Regions from separate parts of the Mus musculus genome. Here all the other regions are linked to region 2. Evidence: chromatin loops called from intact Hi-C (ENCODE). Cell type or tissue: heart. All regions are shown on one strand.

Region 1 (8,000 bases), 64 kb after region 2:
TACAGGTGAAAGACTAAGGCAGAAGCGTGGAGGGACGTTTTGCCGAAGCAGACACAGGAAAGAGGATGTTTTGCTAAAGCAAGCACGTGAAAGGACATCTGATGAGGAACTCTTTGTTAACAACACATATATATTGGTCTGCCTTATGTTGTGTACTTAAGCTGCATTTATTGAGACTCCAAAGAGAAAAACACACTGAAAAACTTCTAATGCAGCTTGTTGTGCAAACGTTCTAGACTGCAGAGATGGGAAAGCCAAGTTCATGATTCAGGGAACCACTTGAAGTGCTTAGTGGACTGATAATCAGTTACCAAATAGGAGTTTATTTTACCAAATAACATTCGATCTATGTCACGTGCAACAGGATAGTTTTGTTGTTGTATCAAAGTTTGGGAAGATATAAGATCTCTCTTGCTAGAAAAAAAATATCTACTACTCACTTTTTATGATGGTGTGGTCATAAAGGTTGGTGAAATAGACTTAATTATGGAATATCTTAACATGAATGCGGCTGCTGCCCATTGGAGAGAGTTCACCAATCGTATTTATTGGTAAATTTACACAATAATTGTAATTTGCTTGGTTTGGTTAAGAAAGAAACCTCCAGCTTCTAAGAGCAAAACTTCCAGAGGAAGTTATTATTTGTTTATTTTTAGCCAACTGTGACTTTAACAAAATTAATCATACTGGGGCTGGTAAAATGGCTCAGTGAGTAAAGGTGCTTTGTTGCCAAGTTTGACTTCAAGGACCGACATGGTAGAAGGAGAGAACCGGCACTGACAAGTTGTTCTCCAACACCGCCCCCCAAAAGAAATAAATATAATTAAGTTTTTCATAGAAGAATATATAAGGCATAAATATATATATATTAAAGAGTTAAAATGAACATGAGCATCGTCTAGCCTCTTCCTAAAGCATCCTCCAAGTCACAACAAGTCATTTCAGAGACCTCAACTGGTCCCCTCCGTCCCCCAGCAAGGTAACTGGAGGGTTCTAGGAGGCCTGAGCATGGCAAACACAGCTCTGGCAGGTTTTGCCCTCCCCCATCCCTGCCCTTTGTCCCTCTGGGGCAAATACCTCTCCTCTGTGCTGAAACTTAGTTTTGGTATGTCCTGTGCAAACTCTGGTCCCTTGCTGAGTTACTGAAGGTGGTGGGGGATTCCAACACCTTTTAGTGATCAATGTCCCAAAGCTTAGAATAATCACTCCTTCATAGGATAACCATCACCTGTCCGTATCCCACTGCCAAAAAATGGTTTTGCCCATTTTGGACTTTATTATAAAACCAACTCATAACATTTCTTCCCGGTATGAACTAACACATAACATTTCTTCCGACTCGCATCTTCCAGCACTGTTTTTTTTTTTTTTTCATGGACACTAATGCATGCAGATGTTAGCCCATTACTTTCATGTTCTGTAACCTCCCCTCTTGGGAAGACACATTTCATATTCTACTCTAGGCAGATACTTGGATTGCTTTCAATTCTTTTTATTATTATGGACAATGGTGCTATAGAAATTAGTCTGTATGCTTTTCCTTTCCTCTCCCTCCTCTCCCTTCTCCTCTTCTCATTTTTGCTGGTACTGGATATTTAACCCAAGGCCTTGTGCATGCTAGGCAACAACTCCATGCTGCAACCTCAAGCTGTGTTTCAGTGTGCTTGCACAAAGTCACATGCTCACTAGCAGTGTGCAAGAGTTTCTATTGTCACACAACACTCCTCCTCACTTGGAATTGTCTGTTAGGTGTGCAGAAATGTCCTGGGGAGGTTGCACTTTGGATTTCCATCCTTGCTTACAAATTTGACGATCTCTTCATAGGTTTGATGATAATTTGAGTTTCTTCTTCCCCAAAGAAACTGTGTTAGTCTTCTATCCATCTCCTTTAATGACAAGCACCACGTGAAATTTCCTGATGAATACATGTCTGAGCTTTAGTGTATTCCTGTTCCTAATTCTTCATCGTTTATACTCATTTAAGAACATGAAAATATTTAAAGTTATACTACTCCAGCACTACTTGCTGACAGGCCCTTCCTTAAATAAAGATTCTTCAGGCCTTATTTACACGTGTCTGAATCTAGGTCTAGTCTCTTCAGAGTCACTGATTCAGTTTTATATCTTGTACCGACAAATAGTATCTAATTATTACTTTATAAATTTTATGTTATTTTACTATTTATTTTTGGATGGGGTCTTGCTATGTATACCCCACGCTGACCTGGAACTTGCTATGTAGCCCAGGCTGATAAACTCAAAATCCGCCTGCCTCTGCTTGCCCAGTGCTGGAATAATAGGCGTGCGCCACCTTGATCAACTTTATAAATTATTTTCATATTTACTTATTTATTTATGTATGTGGGGAGTGTGCCTAGGTGCATTCAGATATCAGCAAGGATGACAGATCCCTGGGAGCTCCAGTTAAGGCAGTTGTGAGATGCCATCACATAATTCCTTCACAGCCAAGAGTTTTCGTTTGGGTTACATTATCACAACTGAGTTATAACCATCATTGTAGAAAGTTTTTTACAACCCATAAAAGAATCACTTCATTCATGATTCCCACTTTTGAAAAATGATTTATTTTATGATATGACAACCCTGTCACTCTCTTCAGACACCCCAGAAGAGGGCATTGGGTCCCATTACAGAGGGTTGTGAGCCCCTATGTGGATGCTAGGAATTGAAAACATGACCTCTGGACGAACAGTCAGTGCTCTTAACTGCTAAGCCATCTCTCCAGCCCATGATTACCACTTTTAATTTGGGTTCCTTTGATCCTCACATCTATTTGTTTGGCATCTGGTGCCCAAATTAAACATTTGTTATACATGGTCACCCTAGAAATGCCAAAGACAACACGCGAGCCTGTAAGTCTGTCCTTGTCCCGTATATTTTCAGACTGAATATTCTGAAAGATGAGCAGCAAATCTATTCCAAGCCTAAATGATCCAGTCCAGCATAGAGCAATTCACTTGACAATTCACTTCCGAAACCAGCTGGCACATCGGCAGAACACTGAACAGTTTAATCATCAAAGTAATGTTATTGGGAACTTGGCATTTTAGATCTGATCTTGGAGAAACGTTCGTGGTCCCTCTCTTTTTCATTAGGTATTTTGTGCGATATTTCGAGTGCTCTCAACTGGTGAAAATAACTGAAATGAGTAGCTGATACCTTCCCGGGACACTGCCAAATTTAGCCCTTTTAGGGGCTAGACTTATTGCTTCCTTTTGTAATGTGGAGTCAGGAGTTGCAGTGATTGCTAAGGAAGGCGCACTATTTTCTTAAAAGGAAACCATCCCCCACCTCGTCCTTACAACTACAACCCAGACATTGCCTGCAGTCTACATTAGCTAGGTGACTTCAGGCACACCATTTAATTTCTAGGTTTCCTGTCTCTAAGATAATGGCGTGGACTACTGACACAGTCTTCTGTATGCTGCCTCCACGCTTCCTGGGTCCACCGTCGGTGTCAGGGCGGATTCCTGAAGATCTGCAATACAGCTTCCCCCTCCTTCCTCTATGGCACATGCCTGTTTCTCCCCCACCCCCAAAACGTGCTGCTTGAAGGTATACCACGGAGAAGGGCCAAGTCAGCTGTAGCCACCCGGCGCCAGCCTGGAGCTGGTGGCTGCTGCGTGAACTTGCCCTTCTTTGACAAGTGCATTCTAGACGTTAAAGTGCGGCCCAGTCACCCGAAGAAATACGGCTTGGAGTGCGCCTGAGGTCGGGGCGGGGACGCCGCGGTTCTTTGCTAGGCTTGGAAACCTGGGAACCATTTCAGGCTGGGTGCGAGTCACGGGGCGATTGCACGGCAGGGATTGTGCAATGGGGCCGCGGCGGGGGACCCCGCAGGAAGTGGGGGAGGCGGCCACCGCGCTAACTCTTTACATCTAGCTTCCCAGCGGCTTCAGCGGGGTGCAGCCGAACCGGGGACCTTCTGCGGAGGGGATCAAAAGGTCCGCCTCCCCGCCGCCAAAGCTGGCCTGGCCCAGGACCCAGGGCTGCCCAGCGCCCGGTGCAGGCTCGCTGACATACGCCCGCGGGTTCCTGGGCGCTCCTCCGGCCGTAGATCCTGAGACATGCATACTGTTATTAGCCTCTCTTCGAAGTCCGGGGACAGGCTAGATATGGGACGGGTGGCTGAGATGCAAGTGTATAGGGCGTTGGCCCAGACCCGAAACTAAGTTCTGTTTCCGGTGGCTGTGTGTGTGCTTTTGGGGCCCTTAGGGTGGTATCATGGTATTTGTTGGAAGAGCTGGATAGCATTCCACAGATCTGGTCACTATTTTCAGTAAGATTTGGGGAAACAGAGGCACCAATTGAACTAGTTGCCAGTTATCCCAGCAGTAGGCTGAGGAGGGAGGATTGCAGCGAGATAGACACAGGCCAGCCTGGGGTGCACAGTGAAACTGAGAGACAGAGGAGAAAGGAGAGCGGAGAGAGATGGGGAAAGGAGAGAAGTGGGAGTTGAAATTACGAGTTTGCCCATCTAGGGGCTTACTTCGCCCTCCTTTTGGCAGAGCTCTCAGAAACATCTGGGCCTGGGTTTCCTGATAGTGACACCCGGCGGAGACCTGAAGTAGCCTCGATCGACGCTGGCTCTTGCAGGCGGAAGATCGAATTCAGTCCACAGAAAATTCAACGTAAGCCCGGTGTCATCTCACTAAACGACAGCTACAGCCGTCTCTTGGTCCCATTCTAGGGCTATTCTGGTCAGTTCGCGGGTCCACGCGCCACTGCCTTCCCTCGCGGCAGCTTCCGAGCAGCTCGGAGGCTGGAGCGTGACTTCTCAGCGGCAGGGCGGCGGTGGCGTGGGCGGGCATCTCCGGGAAAGCGAGCAGAGGAAGTGGAGTCAACGCGCAGGCCGCTTGCCAGCGCGGGCCTCGGGGACACAGCGTGGGGCTGCGGAGCTCCGAGCTGGCCTGTCTGCGCCTCCTGCAAACTCCAGGAACTGCTACAGCCCAGAGCAGCTGGTTCCAGCTGTGCAAAGTCCAGTAAATTGAGCTGAGCACAGCACGCTCCCTCTGAGGCGCCCTCCTGTAGCAGTTTCAGGGTGCACACGGAACTTTGGAGAAACATTTATCAGGAAAGCAAAATAGGCTAATGGGAGGATTTCTTTGTTTTAATCATAAAACCTTGAAAATTATCCCAGCTGTTTGGATAATCTTTTTTTAATCATAAAATGACTAGTCTTTAAAAAGTCAGGTAATTTTTTTCAAAACCTGAATGAAAAAAAAAATTGAAATGGCAGCACTCAGACCCACTAACAGCATGATTAATAACCGTACTACATGAACTCACAAGAACCAAAACATTTACTAACATTTTCTTGTTTAAATATTACTTTAAAAAATATGTTCCATGCATATGTTAATGATTACTATGCATTTTGCATTTACTTAACCAATGCCCCATCGAAGAACGTAAGGTTGTATATTGAATGATGATGTTTAAATAGGACTTTGGTGTTCAGCCTTGCAGCTCGATCTTAGAAGGCATTCTCAACTATTTACATAGATAAATTTCCTACAGGGTGTATTAATTGAGGGTTGATAAGCATTGCCCTCCCCCCAGGCCTGTCCTGCTTTATTGCTTTTTGCTCCTATTTCCACCAGTTTGCCCAGATTTTCCATACCGTATACTCACTAAGTATCTCTAAGTATCACACAACAAATATTCCAGGAGACAAAGTGCACCACAGCAGAGAAATCAATAAACGTTGTTGTCAGTGGTCTCACTAATGTTAAAGCCCTGTGCCGCCAGGTCCTGAGATTAAGAAAAGACTTGTTTCCAGATCGGCAGGTTTCAGGGAACAATACAGAAGAATGAGGAGGGCACAGTGGGCATTCTGGTGAAGAAACACAGTGCCCTAGGTGCCTGGTATGTGTTCATTGACTTGGGGAATGGCGTGTTGTCTTATGTAACTTCTTGTACTGAGAATAAACTAGGAAAGAGGGCAGGGACTCAAGAAAAAGATAGAGTTTGTTATGCTGAAGAAGAAAGGAGGGAGAGAAAGGAGGAGGAGAGAAAGAAAGAAAGAAAGAAAGAAGAGAAGGGAAGGGAAGAAGAGAAGCGAAAGAGAAAAGAAAAGAAAGGAAAAGAAAAGATAAGTTTGGGCTGCAAGTGTAGCTGAATGTTAGAGCTTTGTGTATGGGGTCTTGGGTTCAATCCCAGCCCCAGAATAAAATTTACATTTTATTCACATAGCAACTAAAAAGAGTAATTCAAAGATGATAGTGAAGCTGGATTTCATCACTTATCTTTGACTTCAGTGGACCCCATAACGTCCTTGCAGAGAGGAGAGGGAAATTTTAAAAGGACATTTCCCAGGAGTTTTGAGAACTACAGAGAATCAATCGATTTCACTGGCACCAGCCACCACGCCCATAACACTTAGACAGTATACAGTGTATATCACATTTGTAAATGTCTTTCCCCCTACCTTTAAAAACTTATTTAATTATTTGAGAGGTAGAGGCAAACGAAGTCTCAGAGTTCGAGGCCAGCCTGGTCTACTGAGTGAGTTCTAGGACAGCCAGGGCTACACAGAGGAAACCATGTCTTGAAAAACAAACTAACAAATGAATTGTTTTGTGTTTGAGATTTCGGGTGCTCTTGGAGTCTAGAAGTCTTAGATCCCCTCTAGAGCCATCCAGTGAACGTACCGGGAGTCAAACTTGGGTCACTGGAAGGGCAGTGCACACTGTTAACGGCTGAACCATTTCCAGCCTCTATTCATTTTTTTTAAGTTTTAAAAATGAAATCTTATATATTTATTTATTTACTTGTATGTATGTGTTTTGTGTGTGTATGTTTGTTTGTTTGTGTGTTTGTATGTGTTTTGTGTGTGTATGTATGTTTGTCCATGTGTTTGTATGTGTGTGCATGTGAGCATGTATGAGACCATGACTCTATGCATGGGAAAGTTAAAGGACAACTTAAGGGAGCCAGTTCTCTCCTATTATTTGAGTTCCGGGGATGGAGTTCAGATCATCAGCCTTGGTTGCAAGCACTTTTACCCAGGGAGCCATCTTTCTGGCTGGTACATACTTTTTTTTTTTTTTAATAAATGAAAGATAGCATGTTATATTTTCTAATGTGTAAGACTCCTCAAATGCAACCAATTGTTCTATAACACACACACACACACAAAGGGAACTCATCTGGCTGCTGCAATCATGTATATTATCCTTTTATCCTTTTCATGTGTCTTCTCATCACTAATGGATTGCCTTCCTCTTTAGCAAAGAAATAAGCACAGAGAACACTAGGTTTTAAAATATGTAACTGTCTCTCACTTGGGAAAGCTTCATTGATGTAGACTGTCAATATTCTCTTAAACCACGTTTGCAGTTCCACTTACAGCCCATCGATAGTGTCTGCTTGTTTGAAGGGGTGATAGGGGAGCCAACAACACTAAATAAGATAGATTACAGATCACATTCACCTCTCCCTCTCAGCGAGCCTGGCAGACATAGCTCCCTTATCGCAAATGGGAGTTTGGAGCACAGACCTCTTGCCTCTTCTCAGTTTACCAATCCATCACTCCCAATCTCTGCAGCAGGTTGCAAATGGTATTTAGCTTTATCTGTAATTGCTTAGATGGTTTGAATAGATGATCTTGTCAGAAATGGCTAGCACCCACAGGTTTGGTTTCTCCTATTCTACCCCTCCTGCACCAAAAGAGTGAAGTGTCTATCAACAGCCTAGAATAGAGAGGGTCCTAGCAGAGCGGTAGTTGCTTCTGTAGAGTCAAGGCTGAAGCAGGCACACGCGTCTTGTTTGTTTAGCACTTGGGAATCAGGGAGCACTTGCAGTGTGTACACTGTCACCCTTCAATCCCACTGCAATTGTTCCTGAGGGTAGGCAGGGCTGGACTATTAGGCCTATTATTCCAGCATGGAGACTGAGTGCCAGAGCCCCAAGTTTCCTTCCTGACCACGACACAAAGCCCACACATGAACCCAGCACCAGAATGTAAACCAGCACTA
Region 2 (8,000 bases):
GTGAGATGGCTCAGCGGTTAAGAGCACTGACTGCTCTTCCAAAGGTCCTGAGTTCAAATCCCAGCAACCACATGGTGGCTCACAACCATCCATAACAAAAATCTGATGCCCTCTTCTGGAGTGTCTGAAGACAGCTACAGTGTACACACATATAATAAATAAATAAATAAATAAATAAATAAATAAATAAATAAATAAAAGGTTGAGACTGTTATAAACTATGGGAACTTCTGGAGTTGGACTGAATACATTTAAAAAAAAAAGATATAGAGATTAAACTACCTTCTCGAGGGTAATTTCTGTCTTAAGGAATAAAAGCCGTAGGGAGAAGAAAACCCAAAAATATAGATACATAAAGTTTTTCTTGCTTGAAACCTGTGCCAGTCACACACTTCAATTTAGACTCACTCACTTCCTCAGCTAGGGTCTCATGTAACCCTGTAAACTGGTCTCAAGCTCATTTTGTAAGGGAGACTAACCTTCAACTCCTGAGTCTCTTGCTCCAGTGCCCCACCCCCACCCCCAAATACTGGAATTACAGATGTGGGCTACCACCAGCCAATCACATACTTCTTGAGGAAGTTGAACCAATATGTGTATTATTAACTTGCTAGATTTCCCAATAGACAAAGCCTAGTGTCTTATCCATTACTGAATTCCTCCTGGTGGATAATGAATAAACACTTGTTTAATAAAGTACAACTGGAGTGTGAGTTCTTCCAGAGCAAAGTCCTTATCTTCATCGTTCGTGTTTCTTAGCACCTGACTCAGGGCTGGGAACAAGTTCCTTAGAAAATGATTCTTGATTAAAGTGTTTTAATTAATTAACAACTAAAAGGGCTTCCTATTAACTACGTTTCTCCAAGAGCTCGTCAACGACACAACTGGGATGCTTCTCACAGGGTGAAAGGAACCTGCTGAGAAACTGCTTTTTTTTTTTTTAAACCACAGAAGCACGCCAATTCGATTGAGTTTCTTCATTGGTGTGAGAAGGCAACTTTTCACTCTTCAGAGAGGGAAGCTCTTTGCATGTGTTCTGACTGGGCTTTGCTACAGTGTGGATGGTGATAGTTCTAGATCTTAATTATATCTTAGGTCGATACCACAAAGCAGCAGCAGTGGTCTGCTGCTCCTTTTGTCCGGCCCACCTGTCTGTCTGGTCGTTTATACATCTTTTCAAGGTTACAATTGAAGGTCTTGAGTGCAGAACCTATTCTGGATTATTTTATGTCACAGAACCTTTCACTAATAGGAACGGTATTGAATTTCCTTGGTTCGCTTCATTTTCTACTGCAATATAGCCCCAGGTAGCCTAGAACTTGAGCTCCTCCTGCCTCTGCCTTTCCAAGTGCTGGGATTATAGCACGAGCTACTCCTGGGATAGCCACTCTCCAGTGAACATGTTGTTCCAAATATCACGCTTAGTGTTTTCCGTGTCTTTTACTAAACTTTAATCCTAAGGTGCTATGCTCATCATATGGGTAAAGAAGTGAAAAGCAGCCGGGCGTGGTGGCACATGCCTTTAATCCCAGCACTCGGGAGGCAGAAGCAGGCGGATTTCTGAGTTTAAGGCCAGCCTGGTCTACAAAGTGAGTTCCAGGACTAAGGCCAGCCTGGTCTACAAAGTGAGTTCCAGGACAGCCAGGGCTATACAGAGAAACCCTGTCTCGAAAAACGAAAAAAAAAAAGAAAAGAAAAGAGAGAGAGAGAGAGAAATGAAAAGCACAACTGAGAAGTAGTTTGCTTAGGTAGACACTGTTACACTGTTAGGATCATCAGAACTAAGCTCAGAACTGACTTGTGGTGCTTTGAAAGAGAAATGTCCTCCATGCTCTCAGACATTTAACCGCCTGATCTCCTGCTGGTGGTGCTGTTTGGGAAGGTTCTGGTAGGGCAGCCTTGCTGGAGGAAGTATGTCACTGGAGGCAAGCTTTGAGATTAGAAGCCGCCTACCTCATCCAGTTTGCTCTCTCTGCTTGGTGCTTGCTGTCAAGGATGTGAGCTATCAGCTTCCTGCATCTGCTGCCATATCTGCTTATTGCTATGCCTCCCCACCAGGATGCAGTCATGTCTCTCTGGAACCACAATCCCCCCCCCCCTTCCTTCTATAGGTTGCCTTGGGGATGGTATTTTATTACAGCAACGTAAAAGTAACTAACGCACGACAGCAAAAACCATGCCCTCACTTGGACATGGGTTTTATTTATAGGGATTATCATTTTTCAAGATATATATTTCTCAGGTATAAATTTGACAACTAGCAGAAGATTATTGGGACTCCTGAATGCATTTAATCAGCAGCTATGTAGTAATCTTGAAGACCAAAATTTGACCTTGAAAACGTGTGAGTGCTCATGTATTGATGGCAAGAGACGTGGGTGTTTTTCCTATAATTACACTCTTGGAGTTCGCATCAATTTCTTTTTCTCTTCAGCTTTACAGTTAAAGGAACAGATGATTTAGTTATATAATTAGGCTTCTTCCCACCTCAATGAAAGCTTATGGTGTTATAGCTAAGTTATGACCATTCTTGTGGTTATCGAGAGTAGCACATGGGGCCTCTAGCTATTATCTGTCCTATTCATAGATACAGATATACGCAGCTATGCAACAGAATCTCCCAGGTCCATATATATATAACATGGACATATAAATATGGACATGCATCTTTTCAACAGCCCTTTTTGGCCTGCTACTAGCACTGGGAGCTAATTCATAGGGTCCCAGACCTAGAGGTTCTGAGTTAGGGTGCAGATCAGGGACACTGTTCCCTAGCATACATTAGGCCCTGGGTTCAGTTCCTACTCCCCTCTAAGGAAAACATAGAACCTATGATTTGATTCCTAACTCAACAAGATTAAATCGCAGTTCAGACTTCAAGCATTTGTAGTCTAGTCCATGAAAGCAAAAGAGCAGGAGTCGGCATAACTAATTTATTTATTTGAATTTGAGAGAATTCAAAGAAGAGGAGCCAAATATAGAAAGAAAGAAAGAAAAAAAAAGATGGGGGAAAGCAGTTAGTTTAAAAAGTTGAGAGAACAAAGTATGTTTTACTTGGATGTGCAACCAAAGAAGCCTGCCAAGAATGGTCAGCAAAAGGTGTAAGAGCCATGAAACGACTTCTGTCCAACCTTTACCGGAAACACGCAAGGAATTTCCTAGACTGGTCAGGATTGGATTGTGGGAAAGGTCTCCTTCAAGCCTCCCTTGGCTTTTATGGCAAGAAAACAGTGTTGACTACAGAGAGCTGTGGTTCTCAAAGCTTGTCCCCACTAGCGGAAAAGCCAGTCATTGTCCCGAATCCCGACGTTGAAAGGCACCATGAAATAAATATTACGAAGACACAGGAGAGCTTTCAACTCTGTGAGCAGGACAGAAACACTTCACAGCACACATGTTGCCTTGTTCAATGACAAGGATGCTCCCCAGAAGAAGAGGAAAAGAAGCTGTGTTCACACACATATTTGAGTCAACACTCAAGAAAGGTGCCGGAAGAGGTCATGAACCCCCGCAGCAGTCCTGTGGGGTTAGCAGTTCTGAGTTATCCATCTTTAAGTTCTAGGCACAGGAATGTTACAAAACGGAACTACAGCTGCACGGTGCTAGGCTCTACTTTACCCCCTCAGCTGTCTCTCGGTCCAAACAAACTGGGGTCTAACACGGTATTTAGCTTAGACCTACCCTGTGTCTCTCACCTGTAAGTGGTAGCGCCCTAGTCAACGCTAAGGTCCACTTCTGCTTTCAATCATACGAGAGGCACGCAGAAGAGAAACAAAAGTGAAAGCTCTTGAAGGAACACACACAAGTAACCGAAAGCACCAAACTCTGTCACTGAGACCTGGCAGAGTTCCAGACATTTATCCTTTCAGCAACCGTGAACTCTGGGCACCTATCACGTCCTGTGAATGTGAATTAACACGGTAGAACACGAATCGGCCCAAAGCTCTGCAGCAGTCTTCTCAACCCTTCCTAGCACTGAACCTTTTATTTAAATTTCTACCTCAATAAATCCAGCCACGATGCACGCCCTCGCCCAACCAAACCAAACCAAACCAAAAAGCCCGCAACGCCACAAACCATCCCTAAGCTGTGCGTCCAGCTTTAGGAAAAGAGAAAAGGAAGCAGAAAGAAAATCTGAACTGGTCTGATTCCCCCTGCCCTCGCCATGTGGGGGTCCTCGGAGCGAACTGTTTTACAACTTAGAAAATGCAGCGGTCTTCCGATTCTGTTATTTGAATGGACCACTGAGCCACTGGAGCCAGGCAAGGGCAGGCAGCCGGGTACCCAGCAGAAGGATGGAGCACAAGGCCCGCACAACCAGGATCCGCGGACCCTGATGATGGGAGGATGCTTGGAGCACCCCAGCCTCCGGCTCCTGGGCACGGAGAGACCGGCGCGCACGCGCGCACACGCACCACGTCCTTCGCCTGGAGTTGTGTCTCGTCTCCCTTTTGTTTTTCTCCCTTCCCGGTCATGAGACCCGGAAGTTTTTTTTTTTTTTTTTTTTCCTTCAATCCTGTCTCTCTCCCTTTTCCACCCCCCCCCCCCCTTCCCCAATCTATCACATGGCAAAGCTAGAATAAAAACAGAAAAATGGCGACGGTCACGTTGTGGCGAGCCTTGCTGCGTCATTAGATAATCCTCATGCAAATAGCGGGATGAACAAAGAAAGGGGGGCTCGGGACCCCCGAGGGCGCAGGTGGGTGCGGGGTGCGCGCGGCCGCGGGGGCGGCGTCCGTGTGCGCGCTCCGGGTGCTGCGCTCTCGGCCCCGGGCTGGCGGCGCGCCCTGGCCGGCCCGCGGGGCGCAGAGAGCGGCTGTGCGGCGCGCGCACGGCGCTCGCACCCGGGCCGGCCCCGTATCCCGGAGCCCGGAGACGACGGCGGGGGCGGAGGCTGCTGTTGGACGCCTTTGGGCGCTCGGCGCCAGCTCCGGTAGGCGGCGGACCGCGCGGGGCGGCAGCTCGGGGCCAGGCCCGGAGCTGTGGCGCACTCGCTTTTCCCCCCACCCCCGCCCGGTGGCTGGGCGCTGGCGCGGTTCCCTCGCCGTCCCGCGGCCGCTGGAAATAGAGCCGGGATGTTGTTTACATGACGGATCCGGCGGGAGGAGTCTGCGAGGAGGAGGCGGAGAGAGGAAGAGCGGAGTCCCCGCGGCGGCGGTGGCGGGCCGGGGTGCGGGCGAGCGCCGCGCGGTCCCCGAAGCCTGGACACGGGAGCCTAGGGTAGGCAGGCGGGGGCGCGGGCTGCGGGAAGGCTGTCAGAGTGGGCTTTGCGGTACCTAGCCTGTCACGCAGACTCTTGGGGGGCAGGGGGAAGGAAAATGGAGAGAGGTTGGGAGAACCTCTGTTTCCCCTTACGTTTGGGAACGCCCCCCCTCTTATCCCCCACTCTTTCCCGCTTCTCCCTGGACTCACCTGTTTGTTTCCACCGCTCAGGGCTCTGGGTTTTTGTTTGTTTGCTTGTTTGTTTTAAACGTGCGCCAGAGGGGCTGGGCTTATTACTATTATTTGCGAAATTATTGGGAAGGCGAGAGGGTGTTGCTGTAATCGATCCTAGTCCAGGTCGGTTTTCAGGAGGGGGAGGGGACTTGGCGAAGACCCCGGCTCCTGGCCGCAGCTGACCCCGGGGCTCCTCCCCGCCTTCCCGGTGAGGAATCCTTTCCCTTGCCCCGCGAAGCCAGCTGCCACCTTCCTGGAGAAAGACCACACCTATGCTTCTTCCCGCTTTGGAGGCGAGGTGAGCTAAGAAGCCAGACAGTGCCCTGCCCACCAGAGCTTGGCCAGACCTCGACACCCCAGAATTGGTAAAAGGCGCTTCTTTTCACCTGCTGATAGCGTTGGTACGTCAGCCCTCTCTAGTCCCCAGAAGTTGCAATTCACAGTTTACGTTAAAATTTGTCTCTTTCTTCACCCTTCTTCCCACCGGCAATGAACTGTTGAGTTTAAGTTGAAAAAGAGAGGTGTCTCCCGCCCTGCCCCTAGTGAGGGTTTTTTTTTTTTTTAATTCCACAGTAGGTCTTCCACTCAGACCTGCACTTCTCCGGTCTCCTCTATCTCCCACTAAACTTAGCCCAGAGCCAGGCCTAAGCTTTTATTCCCTGTGGGCCGCACCCTGGCCCCTTGCCTTTCTACCGAGCCAAATGCTTCTCAAAGCAGAAGGCACACCCAGCCCCAAGTCTCTTCCAAGAGGGAGGGAAGAAGAAAGGATTTGGGGGGGGGTGTCCTCAAGTTCCGGTTTCCAAAACCCCCGTAGCATTCTCCTCCCGGAGCCTCCTGAATTCTTCCTAACAGCTGTTTTCTGCAGTGCCTTTTGCTCCTCCTGGCCTTATATTGGAGAGAGTGGATGGGGAGAGATAGCCACCCCCACCCCTTTCCTAGAACTAGGCAATTTTTTTCTCTGTCTTTTCATTTATTATGTTTGGAATATAAAATATGCAAGTGTGATTGCCTGTTATTAGAGTTGATTTTCTTCCTGGCTAGTGACTAACTGGGACTCCAGAGGGAAGGAGAGGTGAGGGATGGTGAGAGGGGGATCGTTCACCACCTATGTGTCCTGGGAATTGCCAGAAGAGACCCTTCTGAAAAAAGGCACTTCTCCCTTCCATGACATCACCACTAAGCCCTTCCAACTTTAGCTTCAGAACAGGAAGAAGGCTCAAAATAGAACTAACTACCTTAGGAATCCAGTTCCTTCACGAGATCAACTTTGAAATCAGCGGCTGGGGGAACAAAGTGAGCTGTGACCCAGCGTGAAAGGGAAGAGAAAGCTATAGTGTTAGTAAATGCTTTTCTCGAGGTAGTCTGGAATACTGAGGCTCATGAATGATAACTGAGGTGTGGTGTTTATTATTCATATGTGTTGGCATGTAAACAGTAGCAGGTCTTTGTATGTATAAAGTGGGACTCGTGGATTATGATCTGCAACCCTGGTAGATCAGCCTGGTAGACAGAAGCTAGGAAGGGGTACTTGAAGAAGAGTGAGTCTTAGGATGCAGCGGCAGCTGTTCTCTGAAAGTTGAGAGGCTTAGTGTAAACAATAATTGTAACTTTCACAGGGTGACTAATGTCCTAGACAAAGAAGCTCCAGTGTCAAGGTTTCTCCCCTTTTCCTTGGAAATTAACCCTGGTTGTTCTCTGTGTGGTGTGCTCTCTCTCTCTCTCTCTCTCTCTCTCTCTTTCTCTCTCTCTTTCTCTCTCTCTCCCTCTCTCTCTCTCTCTCTCTCTCTCTCTCTCTCTCGCTCTCTCGCTCTCTCGCTCTCCTCTCTCCACTCTCCTCTCTCCTCTCTCCCCTCCCCCTCTCTCCATAGACCAGGCTAGCCTGGAACTCAGAGATCACCTGTCTCTAGGATTAAAGGTGTGTGCCACTAAGCTTGGCTGGCTATGCCCCTGATTTGAGATAACACCTTTCTCCTTACCGAGCCGACTTTCCAGAAACAGCTGCTTTGCAATGTATTGTAGAAAAAGAACATACTGGAACAGTTGGTGTATACGGCAGCAAGACTTGCTGCTCAGTGGGTTAAGGGCTTGTATCCGGATTCAGGTTTAAAAAAATCTAAGTGACTGACAGAATAGTCTGTACCAGCTACTACTGTAGCCCCTAGCAACCCTAGGCTCCAGCCATCTAAACTAAAGAGGCTGATGAGATCAAGTTTGAAACTCATTTAACTTTTAGAATCCATAAATGACTCAGGTATTGGAAACTTAACTGTTTGGGAAACAAACATTAGCATGCATACACACACACACACACACACACACACATATATACACACACACACACATATATATATACACACTGTTGAATCTAAATACAGATTAAATATCTCTTGAAAATTAAGAACTGGAATCAAGATATGTTTTAAGTATAAATACAGTGGCTTTTTGAAGGCAGTATAGAAAAGAAATACAGGTTTATAATATGTCACTTACTAATTTTAGCTTAGTGGGGTAAAGGTTTTGTTTTCCTTTTGGATTTTTAAGACAGGGTTTCTCTGTGTTGCCCT
Region 3 (8,000 bases), 93 kb after region 2:
AAGAGCCTGATACAGCTGTCTCCTGAGAGGCTCTGCCAGATCCTGACCAATACAGATGCGGATGCTCTGCTTGTAGCTAACTATTGGCCTGAGCACAGGGACCCCAATGGAGGAGTTAGGGGAAGGACTGAAGGGACTGAAGGAGCCTTAGCTGGCATCAATAGGAGGGGAGGCTCTTCAGCCTGTGAAGGCTTGATGCCCCAGTGTAGGAGAATGCTAGGGCAGTGAGGTGGGAGTGGGTGGCTGGGTGGGTGGAACACCTTCAGAGAAGCAGGGTAAGGGGGAATAGGATGGGGGCTTGCAGAGGGGAAATCAGGAAAGGGGATAACACTTGAAATGTAAATAAATAAAATATCCAATTAAAAAACGAAGAATAAAAGAATTGTGTTTTGAAAGTAATTTTGATATTTATACACACACATATATAATTTTATCATTTATTTAAAAAGTGAGTTTTCTCACTAATCAAACTGATGTTTTCTTTGCTATGATAAAACGTTGACTAAAGACAACTTGAGGGAGCAACGGTTATTTTAGCTTACAGATTAGGATCCATTACAGAGGAGAGTCAAGGCAGGAACCTAGAGGCAGGAAATGAACCAGAGAACACTGAGGAGCACTGTTTACTGTCTTGCTCCTCATGGCTTCCTCAGTCTGCTTTCTTATAACTTCCAGGACCACCTGCACAGGGGTCTTGCCTACAGAGGGCTGGTCCCCTCGCATCAATCATCAACCAAGAAAATGCTTCACACCCTTGCCTACAGGCTAATCTGGTGGCGGCGTTTTCTCAACTGAGGTTCTTTCTTCGTAGATTACTGAAGTTCGCATCACGCTGACAAACACTTATCAGAACAGATGTGCTTGCTTGTTTTTAAACAACAAATTAAATAGCTGAATATTTGATGCTGTAAACTCGGAGCACCTTCGATGTCTTTCAGAGTTGACTGATGTTTGTCTGTGTCACCACTGGTGCTAAGGACCCCTCTTTGCACTGATATCACAAGGTCACAGAAGTATGTTTATGTCATTTCAGAAATTGCTGGGAATCCTGTCCTAATTGAAATTCAAAGCAAGATAAACTTTGGTTTCTGTGTGTGAAACTTGAGCAACTGAAACAGGACTTTTATTTTTTATTTAATTTAATTTTAACATTTATTTATTTGTGGGTGGGGGCAGTCATGTGTAATGTCACACATGTGGAGGTTAAAAGACAACTTTTGGTGGTCAGATCTTTTGGTTCATGATGTGGGTTCTGGGGATTAAGCCAGATTGTCAGGCCTGGTGATAATCTTGCCATCCCAGCAGCCTGTAAGCAGCAAATTTAAGAAATCATTTTAACAGAATTCAATCCAAACATATGCAGTTGGATGCATGGTGTGCAACAAGGGGAGAAATATTACTGAAAGTCTTCGTCATAACAAATGTTTTTATAAGAACAGCAAGCTTTCTATATATAGTAATAGAGAGACAGACAGACAGACACACAGACAGTACAATTCATAACAGGTGCATCTGAGCCAAAGTGCTTCAGGTGTTGCTTGCTGGCAGTGTGTGTTGTGACAGTCCTTACAGGTCCAAGTGTGTGTTCAGAACCAAGGCTGCAATGACATAGTTGGACACAATGGGCAGGCATGGCTAGAAATACCTCAGATTCATTATGTTTGATTTTTAAATTATCTTCGGGTTGTTACACATTTTAGAAACCTTTTACTTAATGACAATTTTGTGAGCACCCCACACTAAATCATGAAAAAAACCACAGGTTTGTAACAGGGCCCTAGACCTTAGCACAACGGACTCCATGATGGAAGTGCTATTCAGGGTATAAAACTCACCACGTAGACACTACCACCTGCTAAAAATGAAAACAAAGGCCCAATCCATCAAAGGCCATGGTTCTGGGAAAGTCTCTGAGTGTGCTAACCTTGCTTTTTGGCATCTGTAGCTCTGCGTCTGGCTAACTGTTCTTGTTAACTGAAGTATGTCAACCCAGGGCATGGTTCTTGTGCTTACAAGCTCACCCTGAGAAAGACTCCGGTCTACACTGGGATCCTGAACACCCACTGTAGTTGCTGGTCAGCTAAGAAAGTCTTTCTAAAGGCTTAAGCCCATGTCTGATCAGGTCTTCTCTGGCAAACACCCCACAAGTTTAAGATGCCAGAATGGAAGACACCTGAGAGCTACAGGGTTTTGTTTGTTTATTTTGTTTTTGTGGATAGGATAAGACTGAACAAACCTACTGTGAAAGATTATGATAATGAAAACTCAAAAGCACTGGACACAGATTAGGTAGGAATGGATGTTAATTCTTATTACTCTTTTCCATAGTTTGTTTCTCTCCCCTGCTCCTTTTGGAGCTCTTACACCACAGAACAGAGGCTGGGCCTGAAGAAACTCGTGGAAGCCGGAGGTTTTGTTTCTGGTTAAGTCCTCATGATGGTTAGTATTGTCAGTTTGACTATTAGAATCACCTAGGAGATCAGCTATACCTGTGAGGGATTGTTTAGATTAGGTTACCCCTTGGCCATGCCCTTCAACATTACCTAGATTAGGGTCTCCTAGAAGACTTGCTTTGCGCAGGGATTCTGTAGACTAGTCTATCCCCTTGGCTGTGCCCTTGAGGATTATCTAGATTAGGGTAATGGAGATAAGATCCACTTTATCTGTGGGCAGAACCATTCCATGGACTGTGGTCCTGGATTTAATACCCAGGAGAAAGCTAACACAAGAATTCATCCTCTCTTCTTCCTGAGCATGCGCGCAATGTGACTTTCCACCTCAAGTTTCTGTCATCACGACTTCTCATCATGATGGTCTGTGTTCGCTCCAACTGTACAGGGTAATAAACTCTTTTTTCCTTAAATTACTTTTGTCAAATATTTTATCGCAACAACTGACAAAGTGACTTTCGTTCTTGCTAGGCAAGTCTTTCCAGAACCATCTTCTAGAGTGGCTGGGATGGGGCAGATGTAAACACACAGGGCACGGATAATGCCTCCAAGGGCACAGGTTGCTCCAGAGGGCAAATTCTTATTCCCTGCGTGAGTGATTTCATCGCTCCTCTCCTCTCCTCCCTTCCCCTCCCCTCCCCTCTCCTCCCCTCCCCTCCCCTCCCCTCCCCTCCCCTCTTCTCTTCTCTTCTCTTCTTTTTTTCTTTTTCTTTTTTTTTTGGCGGGGTGGGGGGACAGGTCATTTCACAGAGATCCACCTGTCTCTGCCTCCCGGAGTGTTGGGATTAAAGAAGTGTGCCAGTATGTCCAGTTTGAGTTCAATTCTCACAAGCTACTTGGTAAGCGGAAGCGAGCGGAGACACTTGCTGGAGTGCGAGCCTGGGCAGGCGGGGACTCCAAGGTCCTCAGTCTTGGGTCTTGGCTCTGTCCAATTGTAGGAGCAGCTTCTGACGTCACGGGGGCTGGGCCGTACAAGGGGCGTGATCGTTCAGAGTTGGAGGGGCGGGGCGCCGGTGCGTTTTTAGAGCGCAGGCCGCCGCAGCCGCGGAGTAGCCGGCAGCCGCTGACGCGCCGCGGGGTCCGCGCCCAGCCTCGCTCGTCCTTTCGGTGCCTCTCCTTAGCCGCGGGTGTCCACGCCGGACCCTGCACGGCAGGCTGAGTTGCCTGCCAGACTCCTGACCCAGATCGACCCTGCGCCAAGGAGCCGCGCGGCCCGGCGCACACGGAAGTGGTGAGTGTCCCGGTGGGGAGGTGGAGACCGCCGTGGCCAGCTCGGGGACCGTGAGAGGGGCGCGGAGCCGGGCGGCCGAGCGGCCAGGGCGGCCGGGGCGGGGATTTCCAGGCGGCGGGGCTGCCGGGAGGCGAGGGAGGGCCGCTCCGCTAACAGCGGCCCGCTCCGCCGACATCCTGTTTATGGCCCCGCGGCCTGCGCGCCGACGGCCTCTGGCGCCGCAACAGCCCGGACCGCAGGACTCGCCGAGGGTCGTGGCCCGCGTTCACCCCTGGTCAGCTCTTGCGGGGGTGGGGGACTTTTGGGGTTTGGGTCTGCGTGGGGGCGCGCCCCGGGAACTCCGAACCGCAGCTTGCCGGAATGTAGCATGATGGAGGGCCATGGGTGAAGGGAATGGGGAGAGACGACTATAGGTCCTACCCGAAGGGACCCGATTCATCGAAACTGGGACCAGTGTCTGTGGCTCCCCAACTCCTGGCTCCGGTTCCGCGCGAACGAACGCCCCCGTCGACTCAGAAGCAGTAGGCACCCCTCTGGAGACACTCCCAGGCTCCTAGGATGATGAGTGTTTATGAAGGGAGTTCTTTAGGGAGACTAGACCAGAGGTGTGGTTATCTCCTGGTGCCTGTGTGCCCCCTTCGGAGGTGTATCCTCTGTGATTTCTCGGGAACTAGGACTGGGCCCTAATAGTCTTAATTCATGGCTGTGACCTGTCTTCTGCCTCTGCTTGGATACATCAGTATCCATGCTATTAAAATTCCTCCCCAGTCATAGAGCTCAGTCGCAGGTATTTACGGTAGTATAAAATTACCTTTACTTCTTTCAGGGAAGAAGGCATTAAAAACTTGGGCCGTTAAATAAGTAGAATGCTGAGACAGATAAAATTATCTAGTCTTTGGGTGTTGCCTTCCCCGTTTAAAAAGAAAATGTTTGAGTTACGGGTGGTGTAAAAAACTTTTTTCTTTTTCTTTTTAAATGAACATTTTGCATTGATTAAATTTTTATACCTTCCCTTTCTAAAAACCACATTTTGTGTTGCCTATTGCTTTTGCTTGTGGGGACTCTGATGTTTTCCAAGTACTGGAATTTGGGGCTATGTGGAGCAACTATGATCTTGTTCAAAATGTCAGTCAGTAGTACCCAAGTTGAGAGATCATGTGTGGTTACCAGGTAAAAAATTAGACTTGGGGCCCTGTGTGCAAAGTCATTTCATCCCTGGCTTCAGTTTTCCAACATCTAGGGGATACTTTTTTATTGAGTGATCGGTTTGTTCTCTTGTGCATCATGGTGAAGGTTAATGGAGACTGCAGGCCAGCATTTAGACAGTTCTGGTATAACATGCTTTATAAAATGGAATAAATGCCTCTTCTGTATGGATTGAGATCATGTAGAAAGAAACAGATACATCATCCTAGAGGGAGTGTGAACATTACAAATAGTAATCATAACTTAATTCTAGTATCATATTAACTTGAACTGTATTTCAGTTTGTCTACACTGCTGTACTTTTTAGGGGAGGGAGTTGCTTAGATTTTTTTTGTTATCCTTTACAGTGAATACAGCTAGTTCTGTTTCAGTCCCATTTCACAGCACACAATTTACTGGCTTTGGGAAAAGATGTTAGAAAGAGAATAAATTAGGTATTGGTACAATAGCAAATACATTTCCTAACATATTCTATTTTGTTGTAATTTAGGCAGGTGTTAGTATCAGTCTGTCTTACCCAGAAGATCATTATCTTTCTGGCCACTTGGTAGCCACCCTTTACAGATTTAAGGTGCTAGGAGGAGTTAGGCTGTAAAAATACTTTAATTCGGACACCTGCTATAAAAAGCTAGTGAAAAATATGGAGTTTTGAGGATAGGGTTGCTTTTACGGGAATGTGCTTGCCTTAAATTACACAAGGGAACTTAACCTCAGGGCTTTTAAAAAGGACTGTGAGGTCTGCCAGTTTGGAGAGGTTTGACTTTATGAACGGTAGTGATTCGAAAGAAGACTGACTGATTTCAACAGCACATTACCAGCTACAGATTTTAATGTTGTCTGAAGACATCATTCTGTTTATTCTGAATAATTTAAGTAACACATATATTTGTAGAGAAATACAAATGAAGCAACTACGTAGAATATATGTAGATTTAAACTCATTTTTATACAGAGAACACTATAAATAATTGTACTAATCGAAAACAATTTACAGCTGAGCAAAGGTCAGACAGGATCTGTGTTTTCTAGCTGCCAGACTTTCTGTGCTTTCTTTTTTCCCACTGAGGACACATATTCTCTATATCCTTAGTATAATTTAGTGAGATGATACACTGCTAGATTTACTGTCTGAGATGTATACACACACACACACACACACACACACACACACACACACACACACACACACACACATATTTTTTTCAAGACAGGGTTTCTCTGTGTAGCCCTGGCAGTCCTGGCTGACCAGGCTGGCCTTGAACTCACAAATCTGCCTGCCTCTGCCTCCCAAGTGCTGGGATTAAAGGCGTGTGCCACCATTGCCTGTCGAGATGTGCGTATTTTTACAAAGCATTTTTAAAAAAATAATTTTTACGAGGCTGGAGAGATGGTTCAGTGGTTAATAGCACTGGCAACTCTTTAGAGGACCCAGATTCCGTTTCCAACACCCCACATGGTGGTCACACCTGTCTGTCACTCCAGTTCCTGGGGGATCTGACACCCTCACGCAGACATACAAGCAGGCAAAAACACCAGTGCACACAAAATAAAAAATAAATCATTAAAAAAGAAATCACATAGGACATTTCAGGAGGACAGGGAATGGGCTATTTAAGCAGAATCTAGCTGAACAAGCAACCTCTGATGTTCTCTAATGCACTGTGGCTTAATGGACATGGAGCCTTGCCATAGAGCAGAGGCCGTGAAGAAGTCTTGATGAATCTTTCAGACTGGTGGTTAACAGCTTGGTAAAATTTCATGCTGAGGGAGACATTGATATTTTCTGAGGAGTTTGGGAGGGTACACCTTGTTGGGGAAGGTGGTATCTAGTGGGTAGAGGCTAGATGTATTGTTAAACACTCAGTAATGCACAGGACAGCCCTTCCTATAGCGAAGTATGACCTGGGTCAAAATGCCACTAGTGCTCAAAAGGAGAGATGATGCTTAGGGGTGCCAGGTGAGAAAAGAGATACCGGGGTGCATGTTGTGGCAAGTGATTTCATTCTTGGCCTCGGCTTTCCTGTTCTAGAAGGAAATGAAGACACCTAGGTTAGATATTTATAATGCAGTCTTGGTGGAGAAGCCAGGCAAGGAATGCAAGCATGATGTGTGAAAACCCAAGGACATACAAACGAGAGCTGCTGTGAAGAAACTTCGTGAATGAACTGTTAGACACAGTGCAAGCCAGGGAAGAGGCTAAGCTCATCTGCTGCATGTCAAGCAGCAGGGAAGAGCTAATGTTGAGGATTCTCTGTGTGTGTGTGTGTGTGTGTGTGTGTGTGTGTGTGTGTGTTTATGTGAGGGGGGACAACAGCGGGGAGGAGGGGATTGATTTAGTATGCCTAGTTCTCTGGGTAGATTTTTTAGTTCCCCCTCTTTTAATCACAAAGATTATTTTCACACGACAAGGAAGAAACTCACTGTAGAAAAATTGGAAAATGTAAGGAAGTAGTTAAGTACAGGAGGAGAAAAAATCCTCTGTGCTCTGTATTGCCTTTCCCATGTTTCCTTTGAGTGTGGTGGATATTGGAAGAAGGCTTACCATAGAAGGGAGCTGTTGGTGCTGGAGTGGGTGAGGGTAGTGCTGCTTCATTCTTTGTGCCCTTTATTCCCCCTTTTCAAGAATTCGGACCATGCTAGATGTATGTGGTACGCATCTGTCCTCCAAGTTCTTGGGAGGCTGGGGTAGGAGGAGCGCTTGGATTCTGGAGTTTGGCATCAGCCTCTGGGAGAGATAGTGAGAGATTTTTTTCCTGTGTAATGCAAGGTACAAGGACATTGACTCATTGGTGCTAATGTATTTGTGCCAAGCTTTGTCTTCAGCCCTTCGATTGCCACTTCCTCTGCTTTACTCTTCTTGTCCTCAGAGAGATATGCCACTCTAGCTTCCGGTCTCAAAACCTTCCTGGTAACACGGTTAGAAAGAGCTGCCGTGCTGAAATGCCGGTGTTTCAGAGGAAGGAGAAGAACTCCTGTGAATGCTCTTCTTGCCTTTGAGGGACATGCACTCTTTTGCCATTTGAGGCAATTGGAAAGGATCAAACCTTAAGTTCCCTTTTGTGTTGTCTCCACTTTGTCTTCTGATGTGTGGGTCTTCACAGCTGGTCCCAGCA
Region 4 (8,000 bases), 170 kb after region 2:
GGTGGCCTAGTTTTGCTTTATTAGCAATTACGGTTTTAATATTGGTAATCATCTTTTATTTTTAAGTCTGGAACAGTTCACAGATGTGTGTGTCGCCCTTGCACTGGATCCATGCTTATCTCTGTATCGTTCCAATTTTACTATTTGTGCTGACAAAGCAAGCACCCCACCCCCAAGCGTATCCTAGGCAACTTGGCTAGCCTTGAACTTTCAGTCTTCCTGCAGAAGCCTTCCAAATTACTGGAATTGTAAGCACCACCACTGAACCTGGCTTTCCATGTAAAGATCCTAGATGGATGTGGAAGGAGTGTGTATGGGCTGGATTGGTTCAGAGAGCAGCTGTCTTCAGTGCTTCTCTCAGCAAGCTTGCAGGGAACTGCCATGCTGATCATGATGCTGTGGCCCTCACATGCTTTTTATCTACCAGAATGTACCTGGCCTATGTGCTCTGCAGTCAGGGCCCTGGTTGAACCTTTGTAGCTGGCCAGGTGGGTCATTCCCTTCCTGCTTATGGGAAGAGTGGAGCTTCACTGACTCCTTTCTGCTGTGCCCCGTTCTTGTGAAGAGTATACTATAGGGCCCAGGCCCACATAAGCATGTCACTGCACTGGTGGGCCCTACCAATTGAAATCTGGTCTCCTAGAACATACATGGAACTTAAGGGGATAGTTTACCATCTGCTTTGGAGACCTGGTGTAGTTTGTGCAGCTTGTGGTTGTTTCTGCATTCAAGACACTGATAGTCAGTCTCCCAGTTCCTTTCATGAGCTACAGAGAAGACAGGCTGTACACAATCATGGAAAGCTACAACACTGTTTTTTACCATTAAAGTAATAGTTCCATCCTGCCCTGCCCATGTTGACCCTACTCCTTGAGTTTGTTGTTTATCTGTAAACTGGCATCACAGACAAACAACAAGCACCTGCTCTGTGGCTCTGGGGATTTGGTGCTGAGCTAGACAGCTGTGGCCTGCTGTCAGGGAGCTCTTACTTTGCCCACACTGTTTCAAAATGTACCTGTTTGTTTCCTAGCTAATTCAGCCAGTCATCTTGTTCTTGCAGAAGCATCTTGCCTCATCCACTTACCTGTTTGCCATCTGTGTTCTAGAGCCAAGCATGTCCAACCTGTAGCCTGCAGGTTGTGTGCATCCCAGGATAATTATGAGGGTAGTTCAACAAACTTGTAGATGATAATGTTATATTGCAATATCAAAAGGTTGGAATTCTGGTATGGCATTCATTATCCTGGACAAGTTACCTATTAAACATGGTGTTAAGGGCTCACCGTATTATCAGGCGTCCATGAAATGCTCATGTTTTATTTCTAATCACATTAAACTGAGCTTAAGTCAAGCTGTGAAATGTAACTCTTGACAGATATTTATAGAGGAAAAGAGATGTGGGGCTTGTGAACAGTGCAGTGTAGTTCTGCTTGTGACATGTGTCCCACTTCCTGTTGTTTTGTATTATTGTGGGGCAGGGAACTCAGAGGGCAGAGGCTATGCCCGAGAGCCCTCTGTGTCCTTTTCTGGCTCTGTTGTTGTCGTCAGACTTTCATAGCAGCTCTTTAGGGTGGGAGTTGTTCATTGCTTCTCAGTGAAATGGCTGCTTTTCTGTCAACTTACTGGCATATTTGGGAGAGAGCCCCAGACAGAGCCGAGTCTGTAGCCTGAAAGACAGCTGGACCACTTTGGTTCAGCCACTCTCAGACAGCTTAGAACCCATTCTGTCTCCCCAACAGGTAGCAGGCCAAAGGATTAGTGAGTGAGGCTTGGAGGGTTAGGTCACCTCACCTCAGTGAGCTTGAGTTTTTCTCATCTGCATAGAGGAAACGATGAAGTCTGCCTGCAGGTTTTGCTGTTAGGAGTAGGTGGATAGAGGGGAAAGTGCTGCTCTCTTTTAGCGGGTCTCCACACCTGATGATTTTGTGTTTCATTTTTGAAGCTTTGCTCATCGTAAAATACATCACCAATTCAGTAACAGCCATCTGAGACCCGAGAAACACTACTATATTAGTGTTGATTGTAGGACAGAGCTTGATTTCAGAAGTGGTAGGACCACAATGGAGAGAGCTCAGGCCGGGCAGCCCAGCAGAACTAGAGATGTGAAGGAGCAGCTAGCTGTAGGTGGCAGGTGGTGTTTTCACCTAGGAAGGTATGGAAGACATTATGTAGGTCAGCAGAATTGTACTGTGACCACCAGGACATCATTTTATCCTCCTGTCCCAAGAGAGGTGCTGAGGTACATTGTGACAGCACACTTGGAAGAGAGAGAAGGGATGTTGCCTCAGGGTGATGAGAGTTGAGGGTGCAAGGCTGGTGTCTTCAGTTTCCTCAGGGCAGTTCAGCTTCAGCAAGGGCTACTCTAGATAGATACCTCTCCCAGATGAGCAGTCCAGGGACTCCTCCACCACATTTGACATTTTTATACTGTCTTTTAGGTTCTACTTTACCAACTGGCACGGAACCAATGACAACGAACAGTCTGTATGGCGACATTCTCCAAAGAAGCAGAAAAACGGCTATGAGAAGAAAAGGGTTCCAGAAGCAACCCCACTCCTTGATGCCAGTTCACTGGAGTATCTGTTTGCACAGGTAGGGAGCTTGAGCTAGGAGATCTAAAGTTTGTGAGGAGTGTGAGGCCTGGTGGGGCTCAGAGTCCCTGTGCAGTTGTGCTTAGTGGCACTTTATGGCCTGTTCTCAGATGCCCAGGTGACTGGGAAGGCCGTAGGCTCCTAGCTATGGGCCTTCCACACCAGTTACTTTCTTTCCACTGCTTTCTACCACTTTGCTTATCAGCTGTATTCTACATGAGAGGGCACAGAGTAGCTTTTGAAGGGAAGTGAGGTAGCAGCCAGGCCAAGAGAGGCTGGAGGTGCCTGGAATTGCATTGCTTCGGGATAGCTAGCATGTTTGATGCAATGTTTCCTGATTTCAATGTCAATTTTCTATTACCCCATGTATACTGCATTTGGAAATACCATAATGCCCATGTTATTTATAAACCGCATCTTTATTCATCTTATTTTCATCTTCCTTCTCATTTTTTAGATATCCATTATAAATAGTGATCTGGCTGGACATGGTGATGTGTACCTTTATAGTCAGAGGCAGAACTATAGCAAAGTTGAGGCCAGCCTGGTCTGTATACACATACACACACACACATACACACACACACACACACACACACACACACAGGGCCATGGTTATTGTGAGATCTTGTCCCAGATCGACTCATCTTTAATGGCTTCATATCAATTCATTGATGTAACATCAAGTTACACAGGTGTCCGTGTCTTGTTTGCTTTCTGCGGTTGTATTTGTCAAGACCCTGGGTACTTGGACGAAACAATATGGTTTCTGTGTGCCCCCATTATATCCTCAAGTGAGACAAAAAGAAACAGTGAGTTTGTAAATATCACATAGATAGTGCACAGAAAATCATGAGGGTCAGGCATTCCATCTCAGACTTGTGAAGTGCCGTAATCTCAGCACTTTAAAGACTCAGGTGGTGAGTTTGAAGTCAGCCTGGGTTACACAGTGAGACTGACTTAAACAAAAAAGAGCAGAAAGGGACAGACTTTAGTGATAGAGCCTGTGGAGCGGCTTGAACTGGGAGAACTCAGGAAGAAAGGAGGAGATTGCCCTGCTTCAAGGATGGCTCCATCCTTGCTTTAGAGTCTCACCTTCAGGAGACTCAGTGTCAGTTACTTGAGGTTAGAGCGCTCACAGTCAGGTTCTCCCTCCTCTTCCAAGATCTCAGCATCCATCAGAGTTCTTGCTCCTCCAGTACTGTTGGTATAAATTCTTGTTCTTTCTCAAAACTTTGTGGAAATGGCCAGTGACCTTGCTTTAACCTGAAAGAAAAAACCTCCTACTATGGACAGAAAGAACTTCAGCCTATCTCACCCCTAAGAAAACAAAGCAAAACAGTAATGTGAAACTGAGAAGTGCTTTCAGGGGAAGTGAGTCAGTAGAAGCCACTCTGCCAGATGCGCTCTTGCCTGGATAGAAAGCAGCTGGGAAGCTCAGCCTCCTCGGCGTGGGAATGCCTAGCAGAGAGTGGTGGGCTGTGGGAGTGTTGAGGAAAGGCGCCCTGAGTCAGGATCGGGCTCGCCTTTTTTTTTTTTTTTTTTTTTTTTTTTTTTGCAAGCATCTAACATTAGTGCTTCCTGTTTCTCTTCTTCAGAGCGGACCGGATGTTGTGCTCAGTTAGATTCCTCCCCTAGTGGGACTCTGACAGGGCTGTTGTGAGGACTAAGGTGAAGTAAAGGAACAACTCCCATGTCTGGCAGGGAGGGAGCTTAGCGGCTAGGGAGTGTGAGCCTGCACTGCCCATCATTGCTCTGAGCAAGGCTAGCTGTGGGTACTGGTTCTAGTCCAGTTTTACATACTTTATTTTATTTTTTGTTTGTTTGTAAAGTCCCCATTGGTTTGTGGAATGCTATGTTCCTCGCTCCATCTGTGAGATAGTGTGCTCTCATGGCGTTCTTCTGTACTAGAAATGTGAATAACACATACGGAACAAACTAATGGTTTGTGGTAATGATGCTCTGTGGAATGTAACTCCTTCCCCTGTCTCCAAACCCATAATAGTACATATTTATGAAATTAATGCTGTCAGCCCGTGTCACCTGCCTTGCAGTTGAGACCTAATAGTCACAGTGTTTAGGCATTGTTAATTTAGAGGCCCCATGAAGGGGGGGGGGGGGCGCTGTGAATCTGTGTTCTTCACCAGCACCTTGACAGGTACTCAGTAAATACTCACTAAATGAATGGATGAATGAATGAATGAATGAAGTCATCTAGGAGAACATATTCTTAGCTGCCTTGTGCTCCACTTGAGTGGGAACAGCCTTGATCCTGGAGACACACTGATGCTTCTCTTTGCTGGGTGGCATTTTGGCCAGCTCTTCTCTCTAGGTCAGCATGGTGGCTCCTGAAGCTTAGGTGGTGACTCAGTTTTTCTCTTCTCTGCTCCCAAGGGACAGTATGATTTGATCAAATGCCTGGCTCCCATTCGGGACCCCAAGACGGAGCAAGACGGACATGATATTGAAAATGAGTGCCTGGGCATGGCGGTCCTGGCCATCTCCCACTATGCCATGATGAAGAAGATGCAGTTGCCGGAACTTCCCAAAGACATCAGGTACGCCTTCCTGATGATCCGAGTCGGTTGTAGGCACCTGGTACTGATTTGGGACATTGTTTTTGAAGCACAGTCTTGCTGTGTGTAGCTCAGGCTAGCCTCAAACTCATGTTCTTCCTTCCTCAAGTACCTCCAAGTACTGAGATTACAGGCATGTTCCACCTCACCTAACTGTAATGCTATTTTATATGCTTTCATATATCTTGTTTGGCTGCTGCACTGTTTTTCTGACATCTCTTTGCATGAATCAAATCTTTGAATATTTGTGCTAAGTAGCACATTGAACATTATGGCTTGATATGCTTTATGCTAACTGATAATCTCAGAAATGTGAACTAGAGTGAAATATCCAGGCAGATGAGTGATCTGCATGTCCTCCATGCTTCCTGTCTTTCCCATGGTGATACTGCTGCCTGTTGGAACTGCCTTCTTTAATCTGCACTCTGGTCTGGGAGCTGTTACTTCTGATAGGCGGGACGGTCAGTTATTTGTTTCAGAAAATTTTATATAAGTGTGGGTTGAGATTAATATTTTGTCTGCTCAGTCTATCTCTGAAATTGAATCATCTTTCCACTCACCAATGAGCTGTGAGATAGCACAAGCTGCGCCGGTGGCACATGACTTGGTCCCAGCCCTTGGGAGGCAGAGGCAGAGGCAGAGGCAGAGACAGAGGCTGGACGATCTCTTGAGTTTGAGGCCACCTGGTCCACACAGGAAGTTCTAAGACAGCCAGGATTACATAATGAGACTGTGTCTCAAATAAAAAAAAATAATAAAAAAGGGCTGAAAAGAAAAGACAATCCCATTTTAAAGAGCTTATTTACAAAGGATACAGCACAATGCCAGAGCTGTGTCTCACATGCTTGAGCTCCTCGTTCCTTCCGCAGTACCACAGAACGGGGTTCACCCCCAGGTCCACCGCTCCAGTATGAAAGGAGAGTTTATGAGAGTGGTATGCACATGTCATGAGGTGATCTCCTTTTCTCTTTGTGTTGTCAGTATCCAGTCGCTCCTCAGGCAGGGGATTAGACATTTTCCAGGTCACTTTTATGTGACCTTCACTCCTTGTGTTTTATTTTTTCAGGTGGCTTAAGTTGACAACTATCCTGTAATTCTATTATATTACTTTTAAGAGAAAAACTGTACTATTTGCTAAAGATTGGTCTGAGAATTCACAGTATGCCTCAGTATTGTTATAGGGATTCTTTGGGCCAGTTTACCTTTGCTTGTCCCAGTGGACAAAATATAGAAAGAACTAAAGTAAGCCCTTGCTCTTTCAGGGGTATTAGTCCTGGTCTTTTTCAGACTATCTCCTGCCTGTTAGCACGGCGTGTGTTGAGATCTGATTGCTAGAGAGCCTGGGACAAGTAACGAAGCTTGGGGAACTTGCACAGTCACATGGGAGATACTGTTTGTATCTGACATTTGTGAGTTTTTAATCATCTTCATAAGAAATTATATAATTTTTAGCGAACAGGATGCAGACAGGCAGGCAGCGTAGAATGTGTTAATCTCCAGAGGAGATTAAGGCACAGCTTGATGCTTTTCAGAACATTCTAACTCACCCTGAAGCAATTCTCTCTATGACTGAGGATAGCCTTGAACTCCTGGTCCTCTTACCTCTACCCCAGCTCCCCAGTGCTAGGATTACAGATGTGAACATGATCCCAGTGCTCAGTTTACCCGTGCATATGAGTGTTCTAATGTGCACAGAGCCCTAAACTAGCAAGCAGAAATCTAGATGACTCAGCTTTTTTGTCTCCGTTGTGCCAGGGGCTCCAGTTCTCCTGACATTTGTGGAACTCGTGATGCCATGCACGCTCTCTGTCAGGATTGTGTCTTATCTCTTCACAGCCATTTATATCCGTGGTCCTCAGGGAATAGTCACTGTTTTCTCGTTTGCCTAAACATACAAGGAAAGTCATAGAGGCAGACTTCTAATCATTTCTTGCTAACCTGTATATATAAAAATTATTTTCTTTTAGCTACAAGCGATATATTCCAGAAACATTGAATAAATCCATCAGACAGAGGAACCTTCTTACCAGGATGCGAATAAATAATGTTTTCAAGGATTTCTTGAAGGAATTTAACAACAAGACCATCTGTGACAGCAGTGTGTCTACACATGACCTGAAGGTGAAATACCTGGCTACCTTGGAAACTTTGACAAAACATTATGGAGCTGAAATATTTGAGACTTCTATGCTACTGATTTCATCAGAAAATGAATTGAGTCGATGCCATTCGAATGACAGTGGCAATGTTCTCTATGAGGTCATGGTGACTGGAAATCTCGGGATCCAGTGGCGGCAGAAACCAAATGTAAGTGGGTGTGGGTGTCTGATCTAAAAAAGAGAATATCCAGGGTCATCAAGGGAATGTGCTGTTGAGCCTGTCAGAATCTTAACCTCACCTCGTAGGCTACATTAAATCAACTCAGCTGGAGGCCACTCATCTCTCATCACTCACAACACAACTGTGGCACAGTTGAGGCAGGAAATGAATCTAGGCAGGCTTTGACGTCATGAAATAGATAACTCCTTTGTGTTATGAAGCTTGATTGAGTGTTTTATTGTACTGGGGATCGAATCAAGGGCCATGAGGGCCATGAGCATGCTGCAGACCCCTCCCGCACTTTTACTTGTAATTACAGTGCTGGGAATCAAATCTAGGGCCTGATGATTAGGCAAGTGATCTGCTGCTGAGTGACATCTGCAGCCCTTTGTCTTTGTCAAATGAGGTAATAACATGAGTTGAAATCTAAGGAGGCATGTTTAAATTTCAGCTACACTCCTTGTATTTAAATGGCCTTAGGAGGGTTATTCTACCCAAGTAGGTGCATGGGACT

Evidence for each region. Hi-C counts contacts between places; a loop is a spot of excess contacts. Peaks named below come from ENCODE experiments on the same cell type or tissue, not always from the same donor. Only the 100,000 strongest peaks of a DNase experiment are listed, where the experiment ranks them.
Region 1: it touches region 2 in a loop (6-fold over the local background); 6 of 42 quality-filtered maps call a loop at or near these places.
Region 3: it touches region 2 in a loop (4-fold over the local background); 9 of 42 quality-filtered maps call a loop at or near these places.
Region 4: it touches region 2 in a loop (2.4-fold over the local background); 4 of 42 quality-filtered maps call a loop at or near these places.

The regions. Positions count from the first base shown.
Region 1 is chr4:101,289,050-101,297,049 of GRCm38, reverse strand. It overlaps Gm12796 (a long non-coding RNA gene), which reads left to right and starts at 1,364. Exons shown (of 2, transcript XR_003955080.1): 1 at 1,364-3,965; 2 at 4,530-5,362. In heart, CTCF peaks have their summits at 4,721 and 4,922; DNase peaks (open chromatin) are centred at 3,829 and 4,889; H3K4me3 peaks cover 1,963 bases; H3K27ac peaks cover 1,766 bases; H3K27me3 peaks cover 386 bases.
Region 2 is chr4:101,353,301-101,361,300 of GRCm38, reverse strand. It overlaps E130102H24Rik (RIKEN cDNA E130102H24 gene), which reads left to right and starts at 5,053. Exons shown (of 2, transcript NR_040708.1): 1 at 5,053-5,220. 0610043K17Rik (RIKEN cDNA 0610043K17 gene) reads right to left here and starts at 7,518. Exons shown (of 4, transcript NR_040640.1): 1 at 7,413-7,518. In heart, a CTCF peak has its summit at 4,963; DNase peaks (open chromatin) are centred at 4,410, 5,060, 5,610, 6,110 and 3 weaker places; H3K4me3 peaks cover 4,052 bases; H3K27ac peaks cover 3,799 bases.
Region 3 is chr4:101,260,723-101,268,722 of GRCm38, reverse strand. It overlaps Jak1 (Janus kinase 1), which reads left to right and starts at 3,441. Exons shown (of 25, transcript NM_146145.2): 1 at 3,441-3,681. In heart, no CTCF peak of the experiment used is centred here; a DNase peak (open chromatin) is centred at 3,422; H3K4me3 peaks cover 1,896 bases; H3K27ac peaks cover 1,322 bases.
Region 4 is chr4:101,178,929-101,186,928 of GRCm38, reverse strand. It overlaps Jak1 (Janus kinase 1), which reads left to right. Exons shown (of 25, transcript NM_146145.2): 5 at 2,439-2,592; 6 at 4,986-5,149; 7 at 7,135-7,474. It overlaps Gm24468 (a small nuclear RNA gene), which reads right to left and starts at 165; the gene lies at 62-165. In heart, a CTCF peak has its summit at 4,245; a DNase peak (open chromatin) is centred at 4,118; H3K27ac peaks cover 966 bases.